2 separate regions of the Mus musculus genome follow, and region 2 is linked to region 1. The links are chromatin loops, found by intact Hi-C in ENCODE. Cell type or tissue: heart. All regions are shown on one strand. Region 1 holds the start of Cttn (cortactin). Region 2 overlaps Ppfia1 (protein tyrosine phosphatase, receptor type, f polypeptide (PTPRF), interacting protein (liprin), alpha 1).

What was found. Peaks named below come from ENCODE experiments on the same cell type or tissue, not always from the same donor. Only the 100,000 strongest peaks of a DNase experiment are listed, where the experiment ranks them.
Region 2: a loop joins it to region 1, with 2.2 times the contacts of the local background. A loop is called at or near these places in 1 of 42 quality-filtered maps.

What each region holds. Positions count from the first base shown.
Region 1 is chr7:144,467,560-144,471,559 of GRCm38, forward strand. It overlaps Cttn (cortactin), which reads right to left and starts at 3,376. Exons shown (of 18, transcript NM_007803.5): 1 at 3,130-3,376. In heart, a CTCF peak has its summit at 1,815; DNase peaks (open chromatin) are centred at 2,032 and 3,222; H3K4me3 peaks cover 2,739 bases; H3K27ac peaks cover 2,376 bases.
Region 2 is chr7:144,547,693-144,551,692 of GRCm38, forward strand. All of the region lies in intron 2 of Ppfia1 (protein tyrosine phosphatase, receptor type, f polypeptide (PTPRF), interacting protein (liprin), alpha 1), which reads right to left. Among named protein-coding and RNA genes, the nearest start is that of Ppfia1, 4.0 kb to the right of the region's middle. In heart, a CTCF peak has its summit at 2,412 (motif pointing left); no DNase peak of the experiment used is centred here.

The sequences.
Region 1 (4,000 bases):
GCTCAGTGGCAAGTGTCCTTTGCCCACTGAGCCTTCTCATCTAAATGCTCAAATGTTTTTTGGTTCCTCAAAAGATAACCACCAGAAAACCAACAAGAACCTGTATGGCAGCATATAAACTAGAACCCAGCACTCAGGGCGCTGAGGTGGAGGCTGTAGAGTTTGAGGCTAGCCTGGACTACAGAATGAGACCCTGCCAAGAAGCAAACACGTGACAGGATGACCTGTGGAAGAAGAATGGTTTTCAAATAATGGATTCCGAATATATAAAGAGCACTTACTAATCATTAGTTAAAAAGATAGCTAACCTGTTTAATAACAAAGATGCCAGGCACAGTGATAGGGGACTGGGGGAATGACACTTAAACATAGGAGCTCAATGGAAGGATCTCATCTCAAAACAAACAAAAAAGGAAACGGAGGAAAAAGGCAGGGCTGGAGCTCATGGGTGGAATACAAGCTTTGTGTGTTCGAGGCTCTGTACTTGATCCCCAGCAAATGGGATGTGGGGGGTGCTGGCAATGTGGGAGGAGGGCTGAGAGGAGAGCTAATCAGGGGAAATTCGAGGCTAAGATATCCAGTTTCGTTCTTTTCTAAAGGACAGAGCAGAGCGGCCCAGCTTGATAGTGTGTGCCCACAGCCTATAATCCCAACACTCAGGAGGCAGGAGGATGGCTGCAAGTGTAGGGGGCATGCTGGTGTACGTAGTGAGTTTCCGGTTAATCAAAGCTATAGAGATCCGTCTCAAATGCATCCCAACCACCACCAAAAAGGGAGTGGGAGGGAGGAGTAGAAAGAGAGACACATACAGACAGACAGACTCCAGGTTTGTTCCTAGGCTGGCCAGAACTCCTTGGTCTTAAGGTCCTCTGCTTCAGCATTCCCAGCCACTGGGACCATGGGCATGCACATTCTATGTAGATCTCTGAGAAGGCCAAAACTGTTTGTGGTGATGGCTGTACAACTCTGAATACATCGATAACCACTGAACCCTTCAATCGGGTGATCACGTGTAGGGTGAAATATCAATAAAGCTGATAGAAATCAGACGGGGACAGAGAAAGCCACTCAGCCCCACACAGCCAGCACGAAGCTCAGTCAGAGAGGACCTAGTCACAGGATGGAGGAATCCACCATCTTGAGGCCCTGAACCTGATACCTATAGCGCAGCGGAGCAAAGGTGGCTGGGTCAGGAGTTGTTATGGAAAGGGCAACCCCCACCCCATGCCTATGGAGGCCAGTGCACAGACGGAGTAGGCTAGCCTGCCCAGGACTCCATTAAGAGACAAGCTGGTAGGCAGACACGACCATGCCCAGGACAAAGACCAGGGGCACAAGGAGGTAAGGATGCTCAGGACGGTGCGGAGTTATGCCAGGTGCCTTCCCGACTAACAGGTCAAAGTCTGAAGGGCCAATTAAATTCCCTGGCATTTTACAAGGTGTTAAAGGCATAACTGTCATAAGCCCTCAATTAAAGGTCAGCTCTAGGGCCAGGGCTAAAGTTGGGTGGAGAAGCTGTCTAGCAAGGCCCAGGGTGCTCTGGAGACCTAGTACCACAATCAGTTCTTCAACCCCACCTCTGCACTCTTCTACATCTGAAGCTCCCACAAAAGCTGCTTCTCCCTCCTTCAAACTTCTGGTGACAACCTTCTCAGTCAAACAGAGAAGCAGTGTTGACTCAGGGCCTGAACTGGTGACTCACTCTGGGTGAGCCAGCAGAGGCCTGACCCCTGGTGGACGCTGGGGGAGGGGGGTGGGGGGTGGGCTGTAAGTTCTGACTGTGAGGGTCTACTGGGTGGTGAGGACTTACTGGAGCTTGGGCTACTTACTGGCAAGGCCCAGGCAGTGCAGCCAGGGCAAACCACTAGGAAGGGCTAAAGCCTCTGCTTGCTTCACTGGGCACAACAGGGAATTCCTTCTCCCTGGCCACAAGTCCCCATCCCTCACACGGACCAAGAGGAAACAAAGGAACATACCAGGCCCAAACACCTCTGCAGTGACTGGGCACACACCCAGGAGGAGGGGCGGCTGGATTCCAGGCTCCTTAGCTCCAGGAAGCAAGCTAGGCGCTTGGATTTCCATTGACCCCATTGCAAATTTCCCTCAGGTGCCCAGGCCTTTCCTCAGATGTTGGCCTCTCAGCCCAGTCCTGAGGACTAGAGACCAATGCTGGAACCCGGCTGCTCAGCCTTACCAACTTCCTACAGGTCCTTGGACCCTCATAATTCCACTGGGTTCTGGAACCCCAGGCTCCCCAGGCCCACCAGCTTCCCCCAGGCCCTCATCATTCCACTAGATTCTAGAAGCAAAGTCCCCTTACCCCCACCAGCATCTCCCAGGCCTCAGGTCTACATTCTTTTCCCAGGTTCTGGTACTCTGACTACCACAGACCCATAATTATGCACTCTGACCTAGAACACCCCAAACCGACTTAGCACTTCATCCTGGGTTCCTGCTCTGAAACCCCACCCCTTTCTTTATGTCCAAAATTCCTAGGGCCTGTGTCCTAGGGCCCGCCCCCTCAGAGCCAGACCGGCTGTGCACCCCTAGCTACTCCACAAATGACGGGATGAACGGCTCAGCATTGGTGTCCGAAACCTCCGATCCTTGCCCAATACCCGGGGCTCCGACGTCCCCATCCAGACCCTGCGACCCGGGACTTTGAGCCTCCAATCCTGGCCCTACACCCCGAATCCCGAATCCCAGCGCCACACCACAACCCCAACCCCCCGATTTCGGACCCACACCGCGAACCCTTGGCCTTGACTCTGCACCCCGGTTCCCCCTCCTAGCACTGCACTCCAACCCCCGATCCTAGCCCTGCAGCCCGGGTCCCGACGCCCGACCCCAGCCACACACCCCAAGTCACAATCCCGGCCCCACACCGCGAACACCGGGTTTTGGCCTGGAATCCTGACTCAGGGGTCCCAGCCCTACACTCCGAGGCCTCGACCAACAGATCCTGGCCCTGCACCCCTGGGCCCCGACCCTGCCCCGCACTCGGATCACCTGGGCCCAGTCCAGACCCTGTACCCCAACCTCCCGTCCAGGCCCGGCACCCTGACAACTCATCATCCCACACCCTTCCTGTCCCCCAGCAGCTCTCTAGGACGCCCATCCCCCGCTCACCGCACCAGCAGGGTCCACCAGGCTCCCGCCGCGCCCCGCCGCTCCCTGTGCCCGCTCACTTCCGGTTCCGCGGAGGCGGGGCCGCATCCGGGGCCACGCAAGATCCCGCCCTATTCCAGGCCGTCCCCGCCCCGTATTCCTGTTAGCTGATCAAGAAAGCAGGATACACAGTTCCAGGACTCATAGGCAGCTCGGCCGCCAGTCAGCTGCGGAGATCCGATTTAGAAACACCCGTCAAGCCCTGTCCAACACACATTCACCCTCAACCCAGCTTCCAACCATGTATCCACCCTGCAACTCTCTACCCACGCATGGATCTACACAGCATCATTCACTCCCCTGTCAATCTTCTACCCACCAATCCACCAATCTGTCCTTCTGCCCATCTACCCATACACCCACTCATCTAGCCATACATCTGTTCATCCATTCTTCCATCTATCTGCTTCCTATTGTGATCAAAAAACTGAACCCTGTCTCGAAAAACAAACAAAACAAAACAAAACAAAAAGAACTGATCAAATACAGCTTGGGGAGAAAACTGCTTATTTGGCTCATAAATTATAGTCCATCACTGAGGGAAGGAAGTTAGAACAGGAACTCAGGCAGGGCAGGAACTGAAACAGAGACTATGAAGGAGTGCTGCATACTGGCTTGCTCAGCCTTTCTTTCACATCCCAGGTCTACCAGTGTAAGGGTGGCAACCCACAACGGTGGGTTGGGCCCTTCTGAATCAATCAGTAACCAAGAAAATGCCCCCACAGACTAGCCTACAGGCCAGTCTGATGGCAATTCATCAACTGAGGTTTCCTCTTCCAAGATTACTCTAGTGTCAAGTTGACAAAAACTAACCAACATGTCACCTATACAC
Region 2 (4,000 bases), 80 kb after region 1:
CTGGGCTACAGCAAGAACCTGTCTCAAAAAACAATTGAACAAATTTAAAAAAAAAAAAAAAAAAAGGACTGTTAGGAAGCATAGAAAGAAGTGTCTCATACTTAACAGAGAATGTTTATTTACCAAAGCCTTTCAGTAACTATTGCAATTGCAGATAGAACAGTGCACGAATGCTTCCAGGAGCAAAACAAGAGCCCGTAACAACCATGGGTGGCAGTTACATCCTGTGTTGAAGAATTCAGCCAGTCCAACTCCACAAGAAAATCATCAATCAATCAGAGATCCAGAGCAGGAGTGAGAAAGCAACTCCAAATCCTAAAACTCAGTTCTTGTTGAGTGTGGAGTCCACACCTATAATCCCAGCTTTTAGGAATCTGGGGTAGGAAAATCACAAATTGAAACTCACCTGATCAACAGAGATCAAGTTTTAAAAAAAAAAAAAAAAAAGGCAAAAGTCAGTTCTCTTTAGGAACTAGAGATATGGGTCAGCAGTTTAAGAGTACCTGGCTACCCTTCCAGGGGACCCAGGGTTCAATTTCCAGCACCCACATGGTGTCTCACAACCGCATATAACTCCAATCCCAGGGAATCCAACACCTTTTCTGGCCTTCAAGGGTACTGCATGCAGGTGGGGAACAGATATCCATACAGAAAAAAAAATAACCATACACATAAAAACAAATAAATGTTCAAGACAGTATTTTTTAAATAAGCCAGTTCTATCTCAATACACCAACAATAAATAGTTACACCGCTGTGTTCTACTGTAGACTCAAAGAGCAATGCTGAAAAGACACTGGCCCCACAGAGTAGATTAGACATGTTCAAAGATAAAGTCATGCAGCCTGACTGTGTGTGTGTATGTTGGCACACATGCAGAGGTCAAATAATAACTTACAGGAATTGCTTCTCTCTCTCCTTCCACCACTAGTTCCAAGGCCAGGCTCCCAGGCTTGTGAAGCAAGCACTTTAACCCACCAAGCCTCAATCTGGCCGAAGCAGATTTCTTGAGCCAGACTAAGACAATCTTTTTTTTTTTTTTTTTTTTTTTTTTTTTTGGTTTTTCAAGACAGGGTTTCTCTGTTTAGCCCTGGCTGTACTCACTCTGTAGACTATGCTGGCCTTGAACTCAGAAATCTGCCTGCCTCTGCCTCCCAAGTGCTGGGATTAAAGGTGTATGCCACCACGCCCGGCTAAGAAAATCTTAAAGAACAAAGGTGAAGAATTTAAAATATCAGATCTCAAGACAACTTCTGCAGTCATCCAGTCATTTGTGTAAAGATGGCAAAGATACCACTGGAGCAGAAGAGCTTTCTACCACTGAGACACACCCTAGCTCAAGTCAAGACTAGCTGATGAGGACACAATAAATATTACTTTGGGTTTGGTGGGGATTTGATTTTTTATTTTTAAAGACAGTTCACTCTGTAGCCCTAGCTAGCCTAGAACTTACTATATAGACTAGGCTGGCCTCAATCTCACAGAGATTCACCTGGGTGCTGGAATTAAAGATATATACCACCAGCCTGGCCTACATATGTGTATGGATTAATACACATTAATTACACATGTGTATGGATGTTTCGCCTGCATGTATAGCTATGTACCTATGTGCCTAGTGTCATTAGAGGCCAAAGGAAGGTGTGAGATAGAAAGTGATGAGTTGCCATATGGGTGCTGGGAATTAAACTTAGGTCCTCTAGAATGTCAGCAAGTGCTCTTAATCACTGAGCCAACTCTCCAGCCTCTACATTAAATATTCTTGGGCTAGAAAGATGGCTCAGCAGTTAATGGCTAGGCTCACAACCAAAACTAAATATTCTTGGAGGGTGGGAGGAACCAAGATCAATCAATTGAGTTACATTAAAATTTAAAACTTCAGGCTGAAGAGATGGCTCAGCGATTAAGAGCACTGACTGCTCTTCTGAAGGTCCTAGTTCAAATCCCAGCAACCACATGGTGGCTCACAACCATCCGTAATGAGATGTAATGCCCTCTTCTGCTGTGTCTGAAGACAGCTACAGACTATTACACATAATAATAAATAAATCTTTAAAAAAAATTTTTTTAAACTTCTACTGAGGTGTGGTTGTGCACACCTTAATCTCAGCACTTAGAAGGCAGAAGCAGGTAGATCTTTGTAAGTTTGGGGCCAGCCTGGTTTACAAAGGGAGTTTGAGGACAGCCAGAGCTATGTAGAGAAACCATGTCTTAAAATCAACCAAACAAACAAACAAACAAATCTTCTATACATATATGTACAGAGAATGTATAAAGAACTTCAAATCAGGGGGTGGAGAGATGGCTCAGAGGTTTAGAGCACTAGCTGCTCTTCCAGAGGTCTGGAGTTCAATTCCCAGCAACCATATATATGGTGGTTCATTAACCATCCACAATGAGATCTGGTGCCCTCTTCTGGCCTGCAAGCTTACATGTAGATAGACTACTGTATTCATATTAAATAAAGAAAGAAATCTTAAAGAAAAAACCTTCAAATTAGAAATAGACAATCCAATCAACAAACAAGAACTAAAAGCTTGCTCGGCGCTCCCTCATGTACCTGCAGAGAAGCTGCTGCACACTTCTCTGCAGGTGGCTGCAGTCAAGAAGCCATCTCTCCACCTGGAGCTCTACAGCACATAACAACAGTTCCTCATACTGAGGGTGACCATGTGGTTGTACCAACTGTCACCACAACCACTTTTGGCAGCAACTCCTGAGGCTGGTGTCCACTACAATTCCACTCCTTAGAACACTCCAACAGAAACACACACAGCTAGTTCTGCACCTCCCAAATGCAAAAGTATCCTAGGAAGATTAGGACCAGGGTCAGCCTCAGGGGTCCTGACTGCAGAAGGAACAGGCAGGGCCCATCTACACAAGTGCTGCAGGGCAAGTAAAGGTGGATCTCACAAGTCCAGGGAATGGTGAAAAGACAAAACATACAGATTTCCTATAGAAAGTCAAGCATGCGCAAAGGAACCAGTAGTGAAGAGCTGGACCACATTAGAATGGAGGACAGTCACTGATGGCAGGAAGCAGGAGAGTTTTCACAGGAGGCATGGTCCTATCCATACCTTGATCCAAGCTCCCCAAGCATTAACTGGAGAGCTGGCTGAGGCACACACTTGTGGCCTGTGCAGTCCTCATGCATGCTCCAATGTAAGTACACTGACTGAACATACATGCCCATCTGGTCACATTTTTAGCTACCAGAGGACCCTGATTCCAGGAAGTGAATTATCTAGAACAAGTTTACTCTGTGACACTAGACTCGGGTCAGATATGATGTAACTGTGGACACAAGCATGTCCTACATTTGATGAGGCACTGCAGAGCAGCAAGCCAGCACAACCTAGCAACAGGTGAGACAGTTCTCACTGCCTGAAACTCACTACCCACAACACCCACCAGCTCTGCCTCCCCTGTGCCTGTTCTTTCCAAAAACCTCAATGTTGACCAGCCACTGATGCAGAGTTGAGCTGCAACAAACCCAAGTGTAGAGTAGAGCAAGTAGGACTCATGACCTCCTGAAAGCCTCTTGAGTATGAGGCAACGGAATCTGACCTAATTAACCTGCTCATTCCTAAGACTCCAGGAAGAAAAGACAACTCTCTAGTCACCAAACAAAACCCCTCAGCACACAACACTAACACCAAATTACTGTTTCTAAAAAGGACATTCAAACATTTAGTCCCATCTCATAGAACTGACTTTACAGCTGAGAGATGCATCAAGGCACTCATTACTGACTTGCTAACTGATATCTGCAGACACACCACAAGAGCGTAAGTGCAGATTCCTTGAGCACCAAGGAGACGCCCATCATGAACCAGTAAAGTGGGCTGTCAGCAGGAATCTAAGCAACCCCTGCTCCACATGCCTGCCTCTCACCTTGGGCTTTGCTGGCTATACTGCCTTCTCCTTCCTATACCACTTAACTCCAAAAGAGGAGGCTCTAGCATACCAATCTAAATGTGATACTAAGGACACAGTAGGT